3 separate regions of the Homo sapiens genome follow, and all the other regions are linked to region 2. A link is a contact called in ENCODE Hi-C or POLR2A ChIA-PET data. All regions are on one chromosome and are shown on one strand. Each heading gives the region's core, a stretch centred on a gene start or an enhancer-like site at or near the end of the contact. The rest is flanking DNA. Distances are from core to core; before and after follow the strand shown.

Evidence for each region. Hi-C counts contacts between places; a loop is a spot of excess contacts on that map. ChIA-PET counts read pairs that join two places held with the same protein, here RNA polymerase II (POLR2A). Pooled maps may share reads with other maps.
Region 1: a pooled map shows a loop between it and region 2 (2.5-fold over the local background). The contact joins the promoter of CTC-338M12.4 here to the enhancer-like site in region 2. A Hi-C loop is called at or near these places in 1 of 168 maps with a recorded cell type or tissue (mammary epithelial cell) and 3 of 50 pooled maps. POLR2A ChIA-PET finds 5 or more read pairs at or near these places in 3 of 52 experiments (HEK293, activated CD8-positive, alpha-beta T cell and activated T-cell).
Region 3: a loop to region 2 is called in a map of IMR-90, with 15 times the contacts of the local background. The contact joins the promoter of GFPT2 here to the enhancer-like site in region 2. A Hi-C loop is called at or near these places in 2 of 168 maps with a recorded cell type or tissue (IMR-90 and sciatic nerve) and 1 of 50 pooled maps. POLR2A ChIA-PET finds 5 or more read pairs at or near these places in 2 of 52 experiments (GM12878 and HEK293T).

Annotation. Positions count from the first base shown.
Region 1 is chr5:181,244,557-181,248,365 of GRCh38, forward strand. It overlaps CTC-338M12.4 (a long non-coding RNA gene), which reads left to right and starts at 1,985. Exons shown (of 3, transcript NR_109909.1): 1 at 1,985-2,326; 2 at 2,560-2,830. RefSeq lists enhancers at 920-1,848, 1,068-1,117, 1,849-2,775, 2,776-3,703 and silencers at 1,928-2,007, 2,108-2,187, 2,418-2,517.
Region 2 is chr5:180,783,012-180,787,055 of GRCh38, forward strand. It overlaps MGAT1 (alpha-1,3-mannosyl-glycoprotein 2-beta-N-acetylglucosaminyltransferase), which reads right to left. Exons shown (of 2, transcript NM_002406.4): 2 at 1,769-4,044. Among named protein-coding and RNA genes, the nearest start is that of MGAT1, 18 kb to the right of the region's middle. RefSeq lists enhancers at 2,024-2,935, 2,936-3,846. Within about 2 kb of position 2,465, at least 23 of the 41 ENCODE cell types and tissues checked have a DNase peak (open chromatin) inside an H3K27ac peak, as active enhancers do; they include IMR-90, where a contact is called at or near this core.
Region 3 is chr5:180,351,767-180,355,671 of GRCh38, forward strand. GFPT2 (glutamine-fructose-6-phosphate transaminase 2) reads right to left here and starts at 1,570. Exons shown (of 19, transcript NM_005110.4): 1 at 1,445-1,570. The coding sequence starts at 1,451. RefSeq lists an enhancer at 1-224 and a silencer at 1,597-1,826.

The DNA.
Region 1 (3,809 bases), core at 735-3,234, 460 kb after region 2:
TAAGGTCAGGAGTTCAAGACTAGCCTGGCCAACATGATGCAACCTCTTTCCAAATAAATAAATAAAAAAAATTAAAATTAGCCAGGCGTGGTGGGGGGTGCCTGTAATCCCAGTTACTCGGGAGGCTGAGGCAGGAGAATCCCTTGAACCTGAGAGGCGGAGGTTGCAGTGAACCGAGATCGCGCCACTGCACTCCAGCCTGGGCAGCAGAGCGAGACTCCGACTCAAATAAATAAATACATACATACAATAAAATAATAAAGTAAAAATTGCCCTGTGTGTTGCTAGACTGCCAATCCGTTCCTGCCTAGGCCAGAACACGGGAAGCTCTCGCAGAAACGGAAATGCCCAAAGGAGGACCTTAAGGTTCTGACTTCTGGGGACATCTAGTGGAAAGCTCTCTCTGGGCCCAGCCAGCGTACACAAAAGCCCAGGGGTCTGGGGGTCCAACTGTGCCCTGAAGGACGTGCCCAGACAGGGAAGCGGTGGAACACGGATACCTAACTGTCCTTCTGCCTTCCGCTCGACCGCAGGAATTTAAATAAGTAATGGCTCCCATTCTCACCCATCTCTGACTATAAGAGACAGTGTTGGCACCATGTCTATTCAAGTAGTTTTAAACAGGGGCACAGATCAGGATGATAGCAGCCACCAACATCTATGCAAAATAAAGGGGGCATTATACCTAAGTATATACTTTTCTATTTGTGACATCTATCAACTTTCGTTTCTCATCTGTGAAATGAGATTGGAAATAATATTAGTATCTACATTACATGGTGGTGTGGAAAGTGAAGAAGCAAATGTAAAGCGCCCTGAACAAGGCAGAGTAAATGTTGTGAAACTTAGCACCTCTTGGGTGCCAGGCCTTATTTTAGGTCTTGGGGACACAGCTGTGAACAAGACAGAGGGGGGACCCTGGTTTGTTTTATTTGCAGTTTACTTCCTACGGTATGCGAAGAGGGGAGAACATTGGAACAGAGACACGGAGAGAGCCCTGCGGGTATATGGGAGAATAATGTTCCTGTGGAGGGAAGTCAAATGGGGGAAAAATATTTCAATCGGAGGGAAGAGTTAGTGCCAACGTACTGAGCTGGAGTGTGGAGGGGCTGAGGACAGAGCAGGGAAATGGAGGGTGCAGTTAACCTAGGGCCTTGAAGGCCTGGAGAAGAACCTTGGCAATGTCTGCTAGAAAGCCTGCGTAAAGGCAGAAGACAGGCGAGGGAGGGTGGCAGAGCTGCCGGAGGCTGTAGACGCCCAGGTGTGCAGGGAAGGCCAGGATCCCTCCCTGAAACAGCTTGCTCTCCTGGTCCTCTGCAGGTTCCCCTGCCTTCCGCCGCAGTCTCCCTTGGGCTTTCCGGGACGTTGTCCTGGCTGTGGTCCTCCGCAGCCTGTGGACCATCCTAAGGCTCCAGGTTTGTATACATCACCTGCCTCCTTGGCACCCCCAGCTGACTGTTCTTTCGCTTTTCCAATACGGGACTCAATCCCTACCCAGGTGATTGTGGTGGTCGTGGAAGACCGCTGCCTTCACCCTCCCGCTAACCAGCTTGCTGCCCCCCACTCGGGTCATGCCAGCGCCTCCCTGAGCCCTCGGGCACAAATAGGTGAACGACCACACCCGCCTCCCGCTGTGGACTGAGATTCGCGGTGCGAGGGGTTCCCGGGTTGAGGACCTAAAACGCCGAGGAGTTCCAATTTGTCCTCGAGAACACGGGGTTTCTCCATTCGCGGCCGTCAACAGCACTAGATCACAGTTACATTTTTTTTCCTTTCGCGAAACCTCATTCGGTTCTCTTTTTCTTAAACGTTCCACAGGGAGTCCAGGTCCCCACCCACGCCCAAGGGAAAGGCCTTGCCGCGCCGCGGGTCACTGTCCCGGAAGCGGGAGGTTGCCACGTCCGGCCCCACCCTGCCCCGCCCCCTTTCCCGCTCCGCTCCGGGGCCGCCCTCTTTCCCTGCCTCGCGACACCCAGACCGAGACCTCGGGAATGCTCCGGCCCCCTGCCGCCGTCTCCCGGCCCGGTTCTCTTTCACTAAAAATAGGCGATTCTGGCAGCGCCCCTCCTATGGGGCCTTGGGGGCAATTGGGGTTTTGTCTTAGAGCCCGTGTGGACCCGGATGGCGACGGCAGCCCGAGGAGAGGGAGGGCTGACTGTATGGTTGGCTTTCCGACGACCAGACCCTGCAGGATTCGGCCTTTCCCTTTGGAGTTTTCCTCCATCCCCCTCCGTCCCTCCCAGGGGATGCCCGCAGGCCACAGTGGTCACTGAAGGTCAACCCTGAGCCGAAGGAGAAGTGGCCTCGACCCTGGGGACCCCTTCAGGTGCAGCTTGAGGGGGAACGGCCGCCTTTCCCGTTGGGCACCCAGCTGTGGCTGTGCCCTGTCCTCGCCCAGCTCCCGGCATAGGCATGCGCTCTGGGCCGGGGCCGGGGCCCCCCGCCTCCCCGGGAGGAATCGCTGGGTTGACTCTGGGTCAGCAAAGGGAGCCCGGCCCTTTCTAGCGGGGGGACGTCCTGCAGCCGCTGGAGGAGGCTGAGTCACGCTTTTCCCACCAGAAGTCTACCTGTGCCTGCGCCCGCCGGACCTGCCGGCCTCTTCCTTCTCATCCAGGGGGCCTCTTCTCCAGCCTCACGGAGGTGGGAAGCTTGCTGGAGGCCCCTACCTGCCTTTTGGGGAAGACCCCGAGGCTGGCCCACGCCCTGCTGGCAGGACCCTTCCTGACTGGGTCCACCGTTCTTCTGGGTCTCACCACTTCTCCCAGCCCCTGGGCTGCTTCCTCTCTCCCGTGTCTGGGACCCCAGAGGCACCACTTCCATTCCATACAAGGTAAGAGTCCCAAGGAGAGGCCGGGCACGGTGGCTCACGCCTGTAATCCCAGCACTTTGGGAGGCCGAGGCGGGCGGATCACGAGGTCAGGAGATCGAGACCATCCTGGCTAACACGGTGAAACCCCGTCTCTACTAAAAATACAAAAAATTAGGGCGTGGTGGCGGGCGCCTGTAGTCCCAGCTACTCGGGAGGCTGAGGCAGGAGAATGGCGTGAACCCGGGAGGCGGAGCTTGCAGTGAGCCGAGATGGCGCCACTGCACTCCAGCCTGGGCGACAGAGAGAGACTCCGTCTCAAAAAAAAAAAAAAAAAAGTCCCAAGGAGAAATTGGAGAGGCTCTCCTATGAAAATCCATCTCACCATTCCTTTTCTGAGGAGTCCACAGGACCTGTACAGTTGGAACCAGCCCCTCAGGCTTCCCTGCCAGAGCCCTTTTCTCCAGGAGCAGAGGCATCCATCCCCTCCTGCCAGCATTCCAGACCCTGGAGGGCTTGCGCGGTGGCAGGTTTTCCCTTGAATGCTGAGGCGAGGCTGAGGGAAAGGTGCGTGGCCAGGACCAGAGGGCCTGCTGACTGCCAGCTAAAACTCTGTGCAGGAGGCTTTCCCACGTACTTTACGTACTTTAAGATGATGAGCAAAATCCTTACTGTCTCCCTGCAAAATCCGTGTGGCTTCCTCTGGCGTGTCCCATACTCTTGTGTTTGTGGCCAGACTGGGCCTCCGCTCTTCCTCCAAACTCATTAGTTCTCTCCCACACAGAACACACATTGTTCTGCCTGGAAGGCCCATCACATCCCTCCCCAACCCTCTCGGTTCAATCTAAGCTTTCTTGGGGTCTCAGCTTAGGTTGCCTGTTCAGGGAAGCCTCTGGGACCCTCAGGTCTAGGTCACATTTGTTTCATGCTTTCACAGCGGTGGTGTAGTGTATACTGGTTCTTCTTATCCCTCAGGTGTCTCCTCACAAGGACTGCTCTGTTT
Region 2 (4,044 bases), core at 1,215-3,714:
TGTCTCAGGTGAGCAAAGAAATGGCTGAGTTCTTTCCTTTGTCCCATCACTGCGAAGATAGACTATCAATTTACATTGTCAGGGTGGAATTCAACAGAACACTTTTAGGGTAAAGATCTTGCCCACAAGGGCAAATTGTGAGGGAGGCATGTAGCTTTTTTATTTGTGAATGGAAGGCAGGTTTGTGTGACACAGTTCCCAGCTTGATCTGTCCCTTCGGCTTAGTGATTTTGAGGTCCCAAGTTGTATTTTCTCTTCACAATATGTGTACGTATATTGGTTTATGTATTGGTTTTCAACCCAGGGTTCCTGGCTCATAATTCCCACAGCCCTTGTTACAGTCTTTTGTTACAGTGTTGGGTGAGTCAGGCCTCAGGGGCAGGACTCTGACCTTCCACTGCCCTGAGGCAGGACTCAAGGCCCTCCCATGAGAGGGTCCCATCCTATACCCTGGGGGAAGGAATGCTAAAGTCATGAAGCTTCCATAAAAAACCAAGGGGACTGGGCCGAACACGTGGAGGCCGACAGGAGGGTGAAGAACTCGTCCACATGCCGGGAGGGTGGGGCACCCCAGCTCCACGGCAACAGAAGCTCCTGTGCTTCCAGGCCTCACCCTATGTACCTCTTCGTCTGGCTAATTATCCATATCCTTTAAAATATCCTTCTTAGTAAACTGATTCTCTGTGAGCAACTCCCCCAGATTAATCAAACTCAAAGAGGGGGTTGTGGGAACCCCAACTTGAACCCAGTTGGTCAGAAGTTCTGGAGGCCCCAACATTCGATTGGTGGGGTGGGGCAAGGATGAGTCTTGGGGATGGAGCCCTCAACCTGTGGGATCTGGCACTATCTCCAGGTAGACAGGGTTGGAACTGATTGGAGGACACCTGGCTGACGTCCACCGCTTGGGAGTGGGGAGAGGTCCCCACACGTTTGGTCACAGAAGTCTTCTTCTGTGTAGATGATTGTTGCAGTGTGAGAGCGGAGGGAAAACATGGTTTCAGGAGAGTCTTCCCTCACACTATGTGATTGGAGCAAAAGGACAAGAAAGATGAACTGAAGGACAAAGGAGAATTTAGGGAGAATCAGGGGCATCGGTTCAGCTGAGGGAGGGGCGTTGGAACCACAGCTGCATGCTGTCTAACTGGGGTGGAGAACTGCTAGGGCTTGGCCTGGAGCCAGGCGGGCATCAGGGCAGGCTCCAATTCAAGGGAGCAATATGACAAGGACAGGGAAGTCACACTTGATATTTCAGGTGAGGCCTCACCCAAGATTTTGATTTTTTTTTTTTGAGAGGAGTCTCGCACTGTCTCCCAGGCTGGAGTGCAGCGGTGTGATCTCGGCTCACTGCAAGCTCCGCCTCCCGGGTTCACCCATTCTCCTGCCTCAGCCCCCCGAGTAGCTGGGACTACAGGCGCCCTTCACCACGACCAGCTAATTTTTTGTATTTTTAGTAGAGACGGGGTTTCACCGTGTTAGCCAGGATGGTCTCGATCTCCTGACCTCGTGATCCACCCACCTCAGCCTCCCAAAGTGCTGGGATTACAGGCGAGAGCCACCGCACCCGGCCAGATTTTGATTTTTAAAAACCCAGGTATGAGGCCATCAGGCTCTGTTCTGCAGTTTCAGAACCAACTGGCTTGATTCATTCATAAGGAGGCCGAGGACTCCCAGCTGTCAGTAGAGGGCAGCCGTGCCCAATGAAGACCAAGTTCAGGTCAGAAGCTTGCTCAGCAAGCCAAGAACCAAAGATAGTTAATCTGGGCAGGGCGGTTATGTATGAATTTTATTTTCCTTTTATTTTTCAATGTTTTTAGGTAGTTACACGATAAGCACATATTACTTATATACGAAAAAAGTTATTTAAAAAACAATATTCATTCTTTACCTTTCTATCAAGTGGTACAGAAAATTATACGGTATATATTTGCCGTGTGGCAAAATATTCCTCGTTGGATCATGTCAGTGGAAAGAGTATGGTTCTTCTTTGTATTAGTCTTTCAACTTCCCTGTGAGTTTGAATATTTTCATAATAAAAACTTGAAAAACAGAATATAAAATTGAAAAAAAGTTTTGGAAGGAAAAAATATTCCCATCCTTTAATTCAAGAACATCTACGTAAATAATAGAACCAGTCTCCTAGATGACACTGCTCCCCACCCTTGGATGCTGATGAGTAAATGTTTTAAAATTCTATTCTCAAAATATTTGTTCAAACATTCCATTCTGGTCACATAAAATCTTCCACCGTTTCAAGGACAGAACACAGTATCCGAGAGTTCTGGTTTCTACTGTTGCTCAGCAAACTCCCGCAGAACTCAGCAGCTTAAAATACCCGTTTCACATTGCCCACCATTTGTGAGTCAGAAATTCAGGCAGCCCTCGGCTGGGCAGTAGTTGCTTAGGGCATCCCATGTGGTTGTGTTAGATGCTGGCCAGGGATGTCCTCACGGCCCCTGTGGGTGACGGTGGCCATGGGTGACGGTGGCCGTGGGCCACTCCCCAGAACCCTCCAGCAAGGGGCTCAGGGTAGTCAGATGTCTTCCATGAACTCCCTGGAGCTCAAGGCCCCAAGTGTGCCTGTTCTAGCAAGAACCAGGAAGAGGCTGTCTCCCTGCCATGACCTAATCTAGCAGCCACACAGCCCCATTCCGCTGCCAGCGTCCTGCAGGCCCCTCCTCAGGGAAGGCCCTCGGTGAAGAGTGAGGCCTGATCGCCGCTCACCTACTCCTGATCCTGAAAGGTTTTGCCCTTTTCCTAAATAGAAACTCTGAAAAGTAATCAAACAGTATTTCCAAAGGAGGCTTTTGGCAGGCTTGCCTCATTGCCCTTGCAGGGAAGGCTGCCTGTCTCTAGCCATCTTCCTCTTCTTACAGCTGTGCTGAGACGTTTTTGGCTGGGGCAGGGCTGCTGCACTGAGGGTGCATCCCACCTCCTGCAGGGAAGGCAGCCAGACCACATTCCAGTGAGTGGAACGTGAGGGAAGGCTGTCTGCCCACTGCTTTTGTTCCATAAAGAATGAGGCTTGCCCTCCCTTCCCCTCTCCTGCTTCCTGGTAGCTGAACCAGGGCAGCATTTGCTGTGAGCTGGGAGCCATGTGTTGAAGACGGCGGAACAACAAAAGTGAAGACAAAAAAGAAAACTGCATCACTGGCATGTGCCCTTGTCAGTCAGCACTTCCGGGGCTGTGTGTGGCCTTCAGGAATTTCAGTTTTCATGCATGACCCTGAGAAGACTCAGCCCCCTGCCACAGTAGGACAGGTTTCTCAAACAACCCACTAGGGTTAGGGGCCCGCAGGTTTCATTCTGCCCCTCTCCAGGTCAGGGTTCCTAATGCACTCCCCCCAAAGCTCCCCATCACCCTGCCCTCTCCAAATCCTCGTCACTGTCACAAGCTTGGTCTTCCAGGCACCGTGTATGGCCGTGGTCCCTGTAGTCGCCCATACAATCACTCCCTTCTTAGTAACAGGAATCTTAATTTGATTCAGCTTCAGAAATACTTTTTCCAGCCTCTTTTGCTGACAGGGGTGCCTGTGTGATCCAGTTCTACCCAGGGAATTGTGACCCAGCGCTCTGTGAGCTTCCAAGAGAGGAGGAGGCAGCTGCCATCCACCCTTTACCTTCTTCCTTCCTCCTTCTTCCTAAAACGTGTGCTGGCTGGAGCTCCCGCAGCCAAGGAATGAGACCTGACCTCGTGCTAAGAAGAGTGAGACTGAGACCTGAGAAGGAGCCTGGGCCCTGACGGTGGAGGAACCCCCACACCAGCCTGCACCATCGACCTCTCATTTCCGTCCGGCGCTGGGATCCAGGCTTCCTGCTCTGCAACTGAATCCATTCTGACACACTGTCTTACAGTTCTGGTATAAAGGGTCAGACTTCAAGTTAGCCAAGGGAGGCAGTGGGGGAAAGTAACAGCCTTGGCACTACCCGGCCCCCTTTCTATCAACTGCCCCCGCTCTGCCCGCTCCAGACACATGTGGAGGGGGATTAAGTGTCGAGGGAGCCAAGGTGAACAGCAGGAAAAGGAAAGCAGTGGAGACAGAGATT
Region 3 (3,905 bases), core at 320-2,819, 430 kb before region 2:
GCCAGTAGGAAGGAGGATGACAGGCAGGGGTGGCAGTGGGGGCAGAGGAGCATCTGAAAGGAAGGGGAAGGGGAGCCTCTGGTGCTGTGGGCAGACCCTCCTGGTTCAAGGGTCTCCTGCACAAGTCTGGCCCCAAGGCCACCAGTTTTGGCCAAGGGTCTTGAATGCTACACTGAGAGGTGTGGAACATCAGGGCTTGGACATCTGGCAAAACTACCACCTTTGCCTCATCTCTGCCCCCAGAAACACCCAAAGGTGGCTCTACACATGGAGAATGGCGTCTGGGAGCACGAGATTTTAGCTGAGGGTTCAGGAATTTCCACGGATGCCTGTTCAGCCTGGGTGAGGCGGCATCCCGAAGCACGCTGCCCGCTCCGCCGTAGGTCGTTCCCTTCTGCCGAGCAGCTGGCCTCCGAGACAAGAGGCCTGCACAGACCTCGGCCAGGGCTCACCGCGGGCGCACCCCACCCCGGCCCTCAGCAAAGTCAGAGAGAGGCCTTTCATGGCTTCGAAAGTTCCTCCAGGTCCTCCAGCCACAGGAGGCTGGAATGGGTAACCGAATCCTACTCAAGGAAAAAAAAAAAAAAAAAAAAGAGCACAGTGACCTTTTGTCCCAGCAGAAGTTCCCGGCTCTCTCCCGGCCAGCGGAGGCGGCCCAGCCAGGAGAGTAAAGAATTGCAGATGTGCGCTCCGGGCCGCGGCCGCCCTCCCCACGGTCCCGCAGCCACGCGGGACAGCGCGGGAGCGCCGCGGGAATCGGACGCCCGGCCCCGCTCCCCGCCCCGGACTCCCTCTCGTGGCTTCGGGCCGAGGTTCGGGCAGTGACTGCCTCTTCCCCGCGCAAAGAGGCGGTAACGCGGCAGCGACCCTTCTAGGGACCAGACGTTCCTTTGGGGTCGCGAGGAGGACGCGCAGGCCCTGCCTGAGGCACTGACGCAGCGGGGGCGACCGGGCGGGCTGCGGGGACGGCGGGGCGGGGTCGCCTCTCCTCTCCTCGGTGGGCGCGGCGGGCTGAGTCGGGATGGGCGCCCCGCACTCGGGATGCGCCGGCCTGCGCGTGGCCGCCTTTGTGGGCGACTGGGAGACGTGGAGGAGAGCGACCTCGGTCGGCATGGGGTGGGGACCCCTCTGTTACGGGGTCCAGGCCGGACCGGACCAGGTCCCTCCCCTCCGTGGGGACCGGGCCTCGGTCCCCCTCACTGTGTCCGAGACCAGGAGTCGGGTTGGGCATCCCCCACCCACACCTCCGAGACGGCCACTCGGGGAACGCGGGTGAGGGGCAGCCAGGCCCGGCCGACGACAGCCCCTCGGTAGGGGCCCGGGGCAGATCGGCGCCCCCAGCCAGGTCCTCGGCGCCTGCTTGCGGGCGGAGGCGCGGAGAGGCTGCGGCGCCGGGACCCGCGGACGGCGTGGAGGAGGCGGCTCGGGCGGGCGCGGCACTCACCGCACATCGTGGCTGCTTCTCGGGCTCCTTCGCGGCTCGAGGGGGTCTGCCCGTTCGGACGCTGGGGCTCCTCCGTGGGCTCCTCCGTGGGCTCCGTGGGCTCCGTGGGCTCCGCGGGCTCCAGCTCCCGTCCGCTCGGCCTCCAGCCCTTATAACCCGGAGCCCTCCGAGAGGGCGGGGAAGGGGGCGGGGAAGGGGCGGGGCTTCCCCCGCCCGCCTGCTCCCATTGGCCCCCGGTTGTCGTGACAACGACGGGACCCGGCCCCCAGGAGCCAGGGAGGGGGGCCGAGGGGCGGCTCCCAGGCGCGGGTCGGGCGTGTAAGGCTGGGGCGCCGGGCGCCAGATCCCGGAGCGGGGCTTAGGGCAACCAACGGCCCGAGTTCAGACCCCGACTCAACCAGAGTAGGCGTGGAAGCCGGGCAGGGCCCGATCGCGCTGTGCCTCCGCTTTCCCGTCTGTGAAACGGGGCTACCCAGGGAAGCTCCCTCCCACGGGGTGCTGAGAAGTCAGACGGGCCGCGTAAGGGGCAGAGCGAGGGGTCCGGCATCACTCGCGCGCTCCGGAAACCCGCGTGAGCCGCTGTTCCTGCCGCGCTCCCATCTGAGTGACAGGCTTGTTTCAGAGCTCCGCAGACCTCTAAGCCTGGCCCTCACCCTGCGTGGAGAGAACGCCCGGGCTTGGCGGAGAGACGAGAAAACCGAGGCTCCCGGAGGCAGACAAGGACTCTGCCAAAACCGGACGCCGCGGCGGTGGCAGAATTCGACCCTGGGATTTGCCGCGGAGCCCGAGCTTGAAGGCGAGGGTTCCGCAGGTTGTGAACGAAGCTGGAGGCGCCCCAGGAAGCCCCGACCCCACCCGCGCCGAGCTGCCCCCTCCCCAGATCTGCCTCGCGCTGCAGGCCCGCGAGGGACCCGGGGGTTCCTACGCCTGGGGTCGGAATCCGACCCCCCAGTGAGGCACCAAGGCCCGCGTTTCTCCGCCCTGGTTCCCGGCCGTCCCTCCCGTTCCCCCTGCACTCTGGGCCCCTCGTCTCCCGAGGAAGGTCACGAGAACCGGCCCAACGTTTGCGCACTTTGAAGTTTTTTTTTTTCTTAAAAAAATCCTGAAATTCTAAACGGATCCTCCTCAGTCGTGTAAAAAAAAAAAGATTTTTACATCTCGTCTAGAGCATTTTTCTAACATAATCCCTCCCTAGTTTCACCGCGACTCTGCAAGCCCTGGGGGAAGGAGGTTGTGCCATTGGAGGGTTGGGAAAACTGAGGCTCCACGACAGCGAAGGAGGGGGCTTGGGTGAGTCCTGTTGTTGGGAAATCTCAGAGCGATTCAGGAGCCGCAGCGTTTGCCCCCAACCCTCCACTATGCAGGGTCGCTTTCCTTCCTTCCTTCTCTCATTCCTAAGAACCCACTTCACACCTGTCAGGGTGCAGGTGCAAGAGACTTATTGATGAATGAGAACAGATCTGGCCCTGCCCTCCTGGCACTTACAAGTGAAGGGGAAGCAGACACTAAGCTCGTGGTTACACAGAGAGCTAAAAATTCCAGGTAGGATACAAGGAGGGGGCTGGGCCAGCGGTGGAGAGGGTGCCAGGCTCTGCCTGGGACTGGGCAGGGCTGCGCTGGTGCAGGTGGTCCAGAGCCTAGCGAAGCCAGGAAGGAGGGAGCAGCAGGCAGTGCAAAGGTCCCCTGGATGAGGGCTAGAACTTGAATGTGGAGATCAGGTTGTTTGGCCCAGACTGGCCTCCACTGTTGTAACTGAGGCGGGGACAGGGTGATGTCAACAGGCCCTCTGATAGCACCAAGACCCCAGGAGCCCTGGGGTCTTAGCAGGGTCCAAATCTGTCCTTTATCCTCCTGGAGGAGTCACAGGTCCACGGTGAGGAACGGCATGAGTGCACACTACCACCCATGGGGATGTGTCTGTAGCAGCTGCCGGCCTAGCATCACTCCTGCTTTGAGAACCCTCTGAGAGTCATCTGGGAGGTTGATGGCCTGGGCCTGGCCACACAGCCTGGGCAGTGGTTCAGAGGTCAGCATATGGCCCAGGCTGGGACGTTGATGACCTGCTCCAGCACATGAGGGAAACCAGCAGAAAAGATGAACTTGGCCTGGTACAGTGGCTTGGGTCTGTCATCCCAGCACTTTGGGAGGCTGAGGTGGGAGAACTGCTTGAGGCCAGAAGTTGGAGACCAGCCTGGGCAACAGGGAGACCCATCTTTACAAAAAGTAAAAAAAAAAAAAAAAAAAAAAAAAAAAAGCCAGGCACGCTGGGTGCAATGGCTCATGCCTGTAATCCCACCACTTTGGGGGGCAAAAGTTTGAGATCTTTGGGATTGCTTGAGCCCAGGAGTTCGAGACCAGCCTGGGCAACACAGCAAAACCCGTCTCTACTAAAAACACAAAAATTAGCCAGGTGTGGTAATGTGCACCTGTAGTTCCAGCTACTCGAGAGGCCGAGGCACGA